2 separate regions of the Homo sapiens genome follow, and region 1 is linked to region 2. A link is an interaction called in ENCODE POLR2A ChIA-PET data of the cell type or tissue named here. Cell type or tissue: Caco-2. All regions are shown on one strand. Links, peaks and the distances in the headings refer to the core of each region. The heading gives the core; the rest is flanking DNA. Region 1 has its middle 15 kb from the start of HSPB3. Region 2 overlaps LINC01033 (long intergenic non-protein coding RNA 1033).

Region 1 (4,399 bases), core at 299-4,298, 56 kb before region 2:
TAGTCAAAGCCATGGCAAATATTAGATGTTACTGGATAACTACACAAGCCACAATTTCTACACAGATGAGGTTCAGACCAAGCTAGCACTTGGGAAGGAATGCACTAAGACTTCCCTATCACACTAGAATTACCTTTATCAGCTGTGATCAAATGATATTTATTCTTTTTCTGCAATTTACTTTTAAGCCCTTTGGTGATATTAACATTACTTTTTAGTTGCTGAGCTACTAAGCTTGAGAAACTCAAGTCTGCTTTTTAACCTGAGGGAAATTCCAAGGAAATACTTGCTATGGCTTGCTCAGAAGTGGTTCTTGGGGCTTTAGGAGTTATTTTTCCACAACATAGTTTAACTGAGAGATCAGATAAGGACGTCAAGATAAAGAAAATGTAGAATTGGAGATACTAGGGCAGAGAGTAGAGGGAAGAACTGGCAATCAAAGGCAAAGGTAGGAGACAGGAGTCCTAATGAGTCTCCTAACACCGGGTAGATGACCAAAACCTCCATGAACCCCACTTCTCAGCTGGAAAATAGGGCAAGGGACTGAACTACATTTACAAAGTCCCTTCCAGGTTAAAAAAAAATGAAGAAAAAAGAAAAAATCCACTTGAGTATCATGTTAATTACACATAGCCTGCCAAAGTGTTCTCAAAAACATTATCATTTTATTCTGTGTGCACCCACTCCCCAGCCCCAGCAACTCCCTTTCCATTCATTTCATACCACCAGCCAGGGTTGCCTTTTCTCCAGCACTAAAGACTGGCAGAGGGGCAGGTGATTCAGAAGCACTTTGTTTTTTCTTTGAGACAGGGTCTCACTCTGTTACCCAGGGTGGAGCGCAGTGGCACAATCACAACTCACTGCAGCCTTGACCTCCTGGGGTCAGGTGATCCTCCTGCCTCAACCTTCCAAGTAGCTGGGACCACAGGTGTGTACCACCATGCCCGGCTAATTTTCTTTTTTATTATTTATAGAGACCAGGTCTCACTATGTTGCCCAGACTGGTCTCAAACTCCTGGGCTCAAGTAATCCTCCCTCCTTGTCCTCCCAAAGTGCTGGGATTATATAAATGAGCCACTATGCCTGGCCCATAAGCACATTTTTATCTGAGGACCCTGCCATCAGATATGAGGAGTTAATTAATTGGAGGGAAGGCATTTGTCCTTGGGATGTTATAAGGGAGATTCTTGTCATTTCCCCACACTCTTGAAAAACCCATCTTGTATGCCCCCTTGACTGAAAGCCTGATCCAATAGCACTATGGCCCTGGCATGCGGCCCCAACCCCTGTCCAGTGAGTGGACCCAGGGCGGACCCTTGACCGGAGATTTGGAATTGAGATTCTGAGACTTTAGGCCCTTATTGGGGCATGAATTAGGTGTGCATTAGGCCCTTTAACTGAGGTCTGCATGGAGTTCAGGCGGCTATTTCCTGCCATAGGAAGGCCAAAGCAGGGCAGACCACACCAGCCTTCATGTTGGCCTCACTGTCCTGGCTCTGTAGCGAGCAGCAGAAACAGGGCATCCCACAGCTTCGGGGAGAATAGTTGCCTTAGAACTAGGAATTGCCCAGAAACCAAAAAATTGCCAAGAGCCAATTCCCAAGCCATTATCTGCCCCTGTGCTCTGGGAAGTAACACTTATATCACTGGGATACAGTTCTGTTTATTTCTAAAGCTGGACTGAATAGGTTTCTGTTAGCCTTTAAAGAGCAAATACATACTGGCAGAAGAGCATGAAGAAATTTATTCTCGTGCTCAAACCCCAAAAAGCTCATGACTTGAAGTAATAACCCTCAAATAAAGACATTTCAGACACCAAGATGAGCTATTGGAAACATATTTTAGGGCTGAAGGGTCTTCTTGGGGTCCTTTAAGTCCACAGGCAGCTTCCTGTGCTATCTTCCTGGTTTCGGTGGGAATTCTAGAGGAACATGCTTGGGCAGGCTCTTTATGTCCTTTGCAAAGCAAACAGGAACTAAGATCTAAGATCTCATACATGAAAAGAAGTGAAACTCAAGGTGGTATTTTTATAGCCTAGACTTTGAAAAAGCTGTCTTTGGAGGCCCTTCTGGAGGAAGAATGAAGGCTCATGCAGCTGATGCAATCTGCTCCATGCTCACAGCCCATCTGCTATTCGGGGTTTTTGTTTTTTGATTTTTGCTTTCTTTGTCATTCCACTGTTTGAGATACGATCTCGCTCTGTTGCCCAGGGTGGAGTACAGAAGCACAGTCACTCCGTGCTACAGTAGCACAGAGGCTCACTGCAACCTCAAACTCCTGCGCTCAAGTGATCCTCATTCCTCAGCCTCCCAAAGAGCTAGGATTCACCACACCCGGCCCCATCTGCTGTTCAAGTCTCAATGACAGGTGGCCTTGCGTGATGATCAAGAACATAAGATACGGTCACCTGGGTTCAAATCCTGACTCCACTCTCAACCTGGACAAGTTACTGAATGCCCACCTCGCTGTGTTCTTTTAAGATCAAAAGAGACCATGTATGGAGTATCCAGTGGGTTCCAGACACTATTCTGCATAGTTTTACATGAAAATGAAAGCTAGCATGTATGCACGTAGAGTACCTTAGCTTATTGATCACAAGAGGAGTTAGAGAGACCACTAAGAAACTGGGGCTTGTGGGGTGTGGACACATGCACAACCCATGCGTGGTCCTACGATTCTAGTACCCAGGACCAGCAATGAAGGGAGTTAATTAAAATTCATTTTAGAAACTCACAACCTGCAACAATTTCTCAGTAACAATCAAATTAAAAACCCTAATGATGTGTTTACCACTACAGATGCTCCTCGACTTAGGGGTTATGTTCTGATAAACCCAGCATAACTTAGATATATCATAAGCCAAAAATGCGCTTAGTATATCTAACCTACCAAACATCATAGCTTAGCCTAGCCTAGCTTAAATGTGTTCAGAACACTTACATTAGCCTGCAGGTAAGCTAAATCAGCTAAATCAACACAAAGCCTATTTTATAGTAGAGTGTTAAATATCTCATGTAAGAATATCATACCACATATAGCTTGCCTGGGAAAAGATCAAAATTAAGCTGGGTATGGTGGCTGGAACTTGTAATCCCAGCTACTTGAGAGGCTAGGTCAGGAGGATTGCTTGAAGTAAGGAGTTTGAGATCAGCCTGAGCAACATAGTGAGACCCTATTTCTTTTTTATAAAAAGGAAAAAAACCCACAAAATTTAAAATATGGTTTCTACTAAATGTGTATCAATTTTGTACTATCATAAAGTCAAAAAATCGTAAGTTGAAGTTGAAAAATCATGAGTCTGGGACTGTCTGTATATGTGTCAGACAGGGGTCCTCACAGTGGAATATTCTGATGATGTATTTTTCTAAGCCCCAAAGCAAGATGTACTATCCAGTGGCAATCTCATTGGCTTTATAGATGGAAAGATGCAAAGTCAACAGGCATGTCTCCTACAGTGAAATATTATGTCCGAACGCTAGCACAGAGTAAACACTTAAGTGTTTATTTCTTTCCCTTCCTTCTACAAAACATTAACTTAACCGTGTCACCATCTAGGGTTGCAACAATCTAGCCATCTCTTAACTACCTCCTTGTGATAATATCTTGGTAGTTACAGCATGTGCTTTTATGAAATGTATTACCTTCATTTCTTACAACACTGTACAACACTTCTACTGACCTCTAGAGAACTATAGACTTTTATACTTTCCGACCTCTAGAGAACTATAGACTTTTAGACTTTACTGCCTTCAAGACTGCATCTTCCGCAACCAACTTATCCTTACAACTTCACCGCATGCCTCTTCCCCTTCCTACCTTCCCTGCAAACAAGCCTGTGTGCACACACTTGACCTTTACCTGCTGAGACTTTTTTCTAGATTTCCAAAAGGCCATCCCTTTCAAGCTTTCATGCGTTTGCATTTGCAGTTCCTTTTTCTGTATGGAAAATTCCTGTCAGACTATACTGTTTCCTCTTCTGAGAAGCCTTCCCCAACTCAATCAGATAGAGCTAATCACCTCACCCTCTATGCTTGCAAAATGCTTTTAGGTTATCCACAAAGCTGTTCTGTTCCAGGTCACTGTTCCTGACCTCTGAGGCAGGGACAGGATCTTATACCATCTTGGAAATAACTGCTTTCGAGGAGACTTGAATGTGTCAGTCATGTTCCCAGCAGGGAATACGGCATCTGCAAACTGAGAAATTGAAGAAGGGTTCAAAATATAGACTATTTACAAAGGTGGGCAGAATCTAGGAGAAACACAGGGATAATGCAGTGTCTCCAGGGCCAGCAAGAGCAGGGAGTTTTGGCCTGAAGAAGCCAAAGAGAGAAGGTAGCCACTTGAACCCATAGTAAGAAATATATATAGAGAGGGGTCCACATAGCAGGACCAGAAACCC
Region 2 (4,399 bases), core at 108-4,107:
CTTTGTCTTGAGAGTCCTCACTTGCTTTTCAGAATTCAAAAATGGTCTCATTGTTTCTGTGAGTTCACTACCAAGTCCTTTGCACTTGGTCTGACAGTGAGTGACAGCAGAGGCATCTGGGGCTCTGAGATACTCCTCGCACAGCCAGCTTAAGAGCCAGAACTCTGCAGTTGCCTTAGCAACAGCTAAAGTTTCCTGTCCCAGGCTAAAAAGCGTGATATCTCTTCATTTGTAAAAAGTCTATTTTATTCTCTCAATCTGCCTGGGGCATAAATATGCCAGGAATGGAACCCTCAGGGTTGGATTTCCTGTTCTTGATTTTGAAATAGAAGGTAAAATACTCATAGAAGGAGGTAAAAAGGAGGCCTGCACATGTTCTTATACTTGATAGCAGGCTCAAATATTCTAATATAGCCAGAATCTGAGCTAGTCAAAGTCTTAAACTTGCAGACGATTTGATTTTAGACCCAGCATTTTTTTTAATTCATCACAGAGAGAAATAATTCAATGGTCTTCATTTTGCAGAAATGAAGAAACTCTCTATCCCAGCTCTTGCATTTGAGAACTCTAATAGAATTTTGAAAGGGAAAAAAAGTGAAACATCTTTAAATGACTACATATTTGATCATGCCTAATATATCTTAAGTATTATTGAAGAGCTCAGAATATTCTCCAAATGTGAGCTCATTCTAGCCTAAAACACTTAGGAAGCCCATCAGCCTTGAATTAGACAATAGAAATTCTCTCCATTTCAACTCTCTTCTCTAATTGAAGCTTCCGTTTAAGCCCAAAGAGTTGCAATTTCTTTGTCTCTCCCTCCAGGTTCTCCAGACCATCGCTTATCCCAAAGCCTACATTTCTGCCTGTCTGAGACACAGGTATATAAATAATATTTAATCTTTCTTCCTTCCCTTGACGTGTTGACTGAAAGCTGAAACAAAAGGCATTATAATGTTAAAAATGTAAAGTTAATTTCACCTTAGCCAAGTTTGAGGACAAATAGCCCCTGAAAACACTGACTTAGCACAAACCGATAATGAGTCTCAGAGTGGGTTACATGAGGCACGGTATTCATGTGTTCCATTACATAGAAAATGAGAGAAAGGGGTAATAAAGTAAAGGTGACATTCTCACAATTCTGATTGGTGCTCAGAGACATTGTACATAAGATAAAGCAACAGTCTGGTTAAGTTATATAGGGTAAAAGGTTAGCAAGTATGTGGGCATCTTAGGGTCTGGAGAGGGATGATTGATTTTATCCTGCCTTTATGCTATATCTGATAGATAGGGTTGTATTATAATTCGTACATATCAGTGAAATATTTGACAGACTGCAGCCTTGCTGGTGAGGGTTCAGCTTTAATTCATAGGCCTAGTTTCTATTGTCTATGTCCAATCTGCAGCCATCTTAGACCACTTTTAAATATATTTTTCTTTCAGATTTTCCTTTTTCTGAAGAGTTAAGTACCTAGCTTCTAACAAACATCCACCAGATTTTATTTTAGAACTTGGAGAATAACTGAATTTCTTGAAGCAACATGATTCACATACTTCTACCGTCCTATAAGTTCAAATCACTGGGGGTGGCCACCGCCCAAGTGGTTATATGCACCTAGGCTTGGCAGGAAGTCAGGCAAAAGAGAGCATTTGGTACTAAGTAAATCCAGCAGCCTCAACCCAATTGCAACATCCACATCAGGAGGTCAGACATGCTCCTGCCCATCCTTTGGTATCAAGGGAGGCAAAGTATAAAGACTAAAAAAAGTAAATAGTATGCTCTTTCATCTTTCCCCTAGCAGAGGATGGCGGGAGGTTCTGGCACGGTGGAGAATAACCTCAGAAGTGCACCAGCGGGCGGTAGCAACGGCCGCACTGAAGCAGGTTAAGCACCCTGAGAAAAGTGGTAACATCTAGAGCAGGCTCTGCTCCCTGGCCTCACACCTCCATCCTACTCTGAGATAAAAAAAACTCCTCATCAGTTATCTTTTGGGGCTTTATACATAATAGATGTCCAATAAAGAATTCAATGACATGAAGGATCCCACATTGAGGAAAGAGCAGAGAAAACATGGCTGTAGCCTTTGTGAAATTAAATAATTCAAACTTAAAATAATTCAAACTTAAAGCTGTTTGAAATTGAAGTTATCCTGAGCCTTGAGAGGAATGTGGCTATGCAGCTTAAGTCACATGGCATGCAGCTGCAACTTCTGCCTTTTTTATTTTCTGTAAATAATTAAGAACAAAGTTCCCCAGAGATAAGACTCCCTCAGCTCACTACTCTTCCTCTTGGAGTAATAAAGCAATCTTCCTTAGAATGTAGCAGTTCGTAACCAATCAAATCACTGTGATGTGTGTGTGCACTGGTCGTGTATGGAAAATGTTGCCATGCTGCTGAAATTTAACTTCTCTACTTTGGAATGCTTGTTGCATTCATTTGGAGTCAATGTCTCTGGGTGGCTATCCTCAAACTTTGCACTCGAATAAACTCTATACTTAATATATTTTTTGAATCTCATTATTTAAGGTTGACACCTTTAAGGAACTTCTAAGTTTGTTTCTGGCTTGTTTATTTCTCAACACATACACACCATGGTTGGAGTACCGGCAAGGAACTATTGGGAGGGAGGTTTGACTAATTCTAGGGAGTAGAAAGGACAGACTCAGTGAGAAAAGCTTCACAGAGGTGATGTGCAAATTGAGATTACAGGGAGGAGTACAAAATGGTTAGGTTGGACAAAGGAGCAGGAGAGGCATTCTACCCAAAAGAAACAGACCTAGCAAAGGCACAGAGACCTTGGGTTATTCCTCAGGGAATAGGGAAGGACTTTACGTACTGACAGGCCTAGAAAGAAAGGATTCAGCTGGACTGGGAAAGCTTTGATTACCAAAAAGCCAAGATGAAGAACTCAAATGTCTCAGGAAACACAGCAGAAAACAAAGTGGTGCTGTTGCATAACATGTGGAGAACATTAGCACATTGTTTAAGGGCAATGAGTTTAAATTTCAGAATACCAAACTAGTCAGTCAAATACTTCTGCAGACCATACAGCTTGCTTCCTTCTCCATTCATATAGGGGTACAGGCTCAGAAGATAAGGGGACCCTGACTTCTAGGATACAGATGGGGCATCAAGAGATGCCATATCTGGGCTGGGCACAGTGACTCACACCTGTAATCCCAGCACTTTGGGAGGCTGAGGTGGGTGAATAATTTGAGGTCAGGAGTTCAAGACCATCCTGGCCAACATGGTGAAACCTTGTCTCTACTAAAAATACAAAATTAGCCCAGGCATAACGGTGCACGCCTGTAATCCCAGCTACTTAGGAGGCTGAGGTGGGAGAATCAAACCCAGGAGGCGAAAGATGCAATGAGTTGAGATTGCACCACTGCACTCCAGCCTGAGTGACAGAGTAACACTCTGTCTCAAAATAAAAGAGATACCACATCAAAGTTAACAAGAACATGTCTGAATAGGGAAAACCATTCAGGCACCAACACAACCTATGCTGAGGCTGGGAGGCAACTAGCAGACTAAGGACCTCAGCGACTTTCAGATTCCATACAGCAAGCAACTGTGAAATCTAACATTCCTTATTCTTGAAAATCATAGCACACCAGGTGTATCACAGGGTGATGACCAATGTTCCCAAATCAAGTAGGAGGAGAGATTTAGCCCATCATTTTTTATCATAAACTTCAGATCCTTCTCCGTGATAACTTTTAAAATTTTCCTTTTTTTTTTCCATGATCTGTGTTGCTGTATTAGATCAGCCTCCAAAACCCTGATTTATAAGCTTATTAGTTATGTACATTAGTCAGTGTTTGTTGTGTAACAATCACCCCTTAAATCTCAGTGGCTTACAACAACAAATACGATCTTCTTGTCCTCAGATCTGTGTGTCAGCTGTGGTTCTGATGAGTTCCGTTGGACTTGGCTTCCCACAGTAGGTTGAGTTCAAGCCTTTTCTGAATGCTTCTTTAATCTGGGAGCGAGTCTCAAGAACCCATTTCTAATTGAGCATATTCTGGAGCCATTGCTTTCTGAGGCATGCTCTTCTGATGGCAGAGCATAGGAGCTCAATAGGCAAGTGAAACTTTTTTTTTTTTGATTTTTTTTTTTTTTTGGTTTTCTTTTTTTTTTTAAATTGATCATTCTTGGGTGTTTCTCCCAGAGGGGGATTCGGCAGGGCCACAGGACAATAGTGGAGGGAAGGTCAGCAGACAAACAAGTGAACAAAGGTCTCTGGTTCTCCTAGGCAGAGGACCCTGCGGCCTTCCGCAGTGTTTGTGTCCCTGGGTACTTGAGATTAGGGAGTGGTGATGACTCTTAACGAGCATGCTGCCTTCAAGCATCTGTTTAACAAAGCACATCTTGCACCGCCCTTAATCCATTCAACCC

What was found. Peaks named below come from ENCODE experiments on the same cell type or tissue, not always from the same donor. Only the 100,000 strongest peaks of a DNase experiment are listed, where the experiment ranks them.
Region 1: POLR2A ChIA-PET joins it to region 2 with 5 read pairs; 2 of 35 experiments call an interaction of 5 or more read pairs at or near these places.

What each region holds. Positions count from the first base shown.
Region 1 is chr5:54,438,341-54,442,739 of GRCh38, reverse strand. No RefSeq gene overlaps it. Among named protein-coding and RNA genes, the nearest start is that of HSPB3, 15 kb to the left of the region's middle. RefSeq lists enhancers at 1,920-1,979, 2,256-2,757. In Caco-2, for the core only: no CTCF peak of the experiment used is centred there; DNase peaks (open chromatin) are centred at 2,059 and 3,809.
Region 2 is chr5:54,381,975-54,386,373 of GRCh38, reverse strand. The region is part of intron 1 of LINC01033 (long intergenic non-protein coding RNA 1033); the gene reads right to left. Among named protein-coding and RNA genes, the nearest start is that of LINC01033, 63 kb to the right of the region's middle. In Caco-2, for the core only: no CTCF peak of the experiment used is centred there; DNase peaks (open chromatin) are centred at 1,783 and 2,262.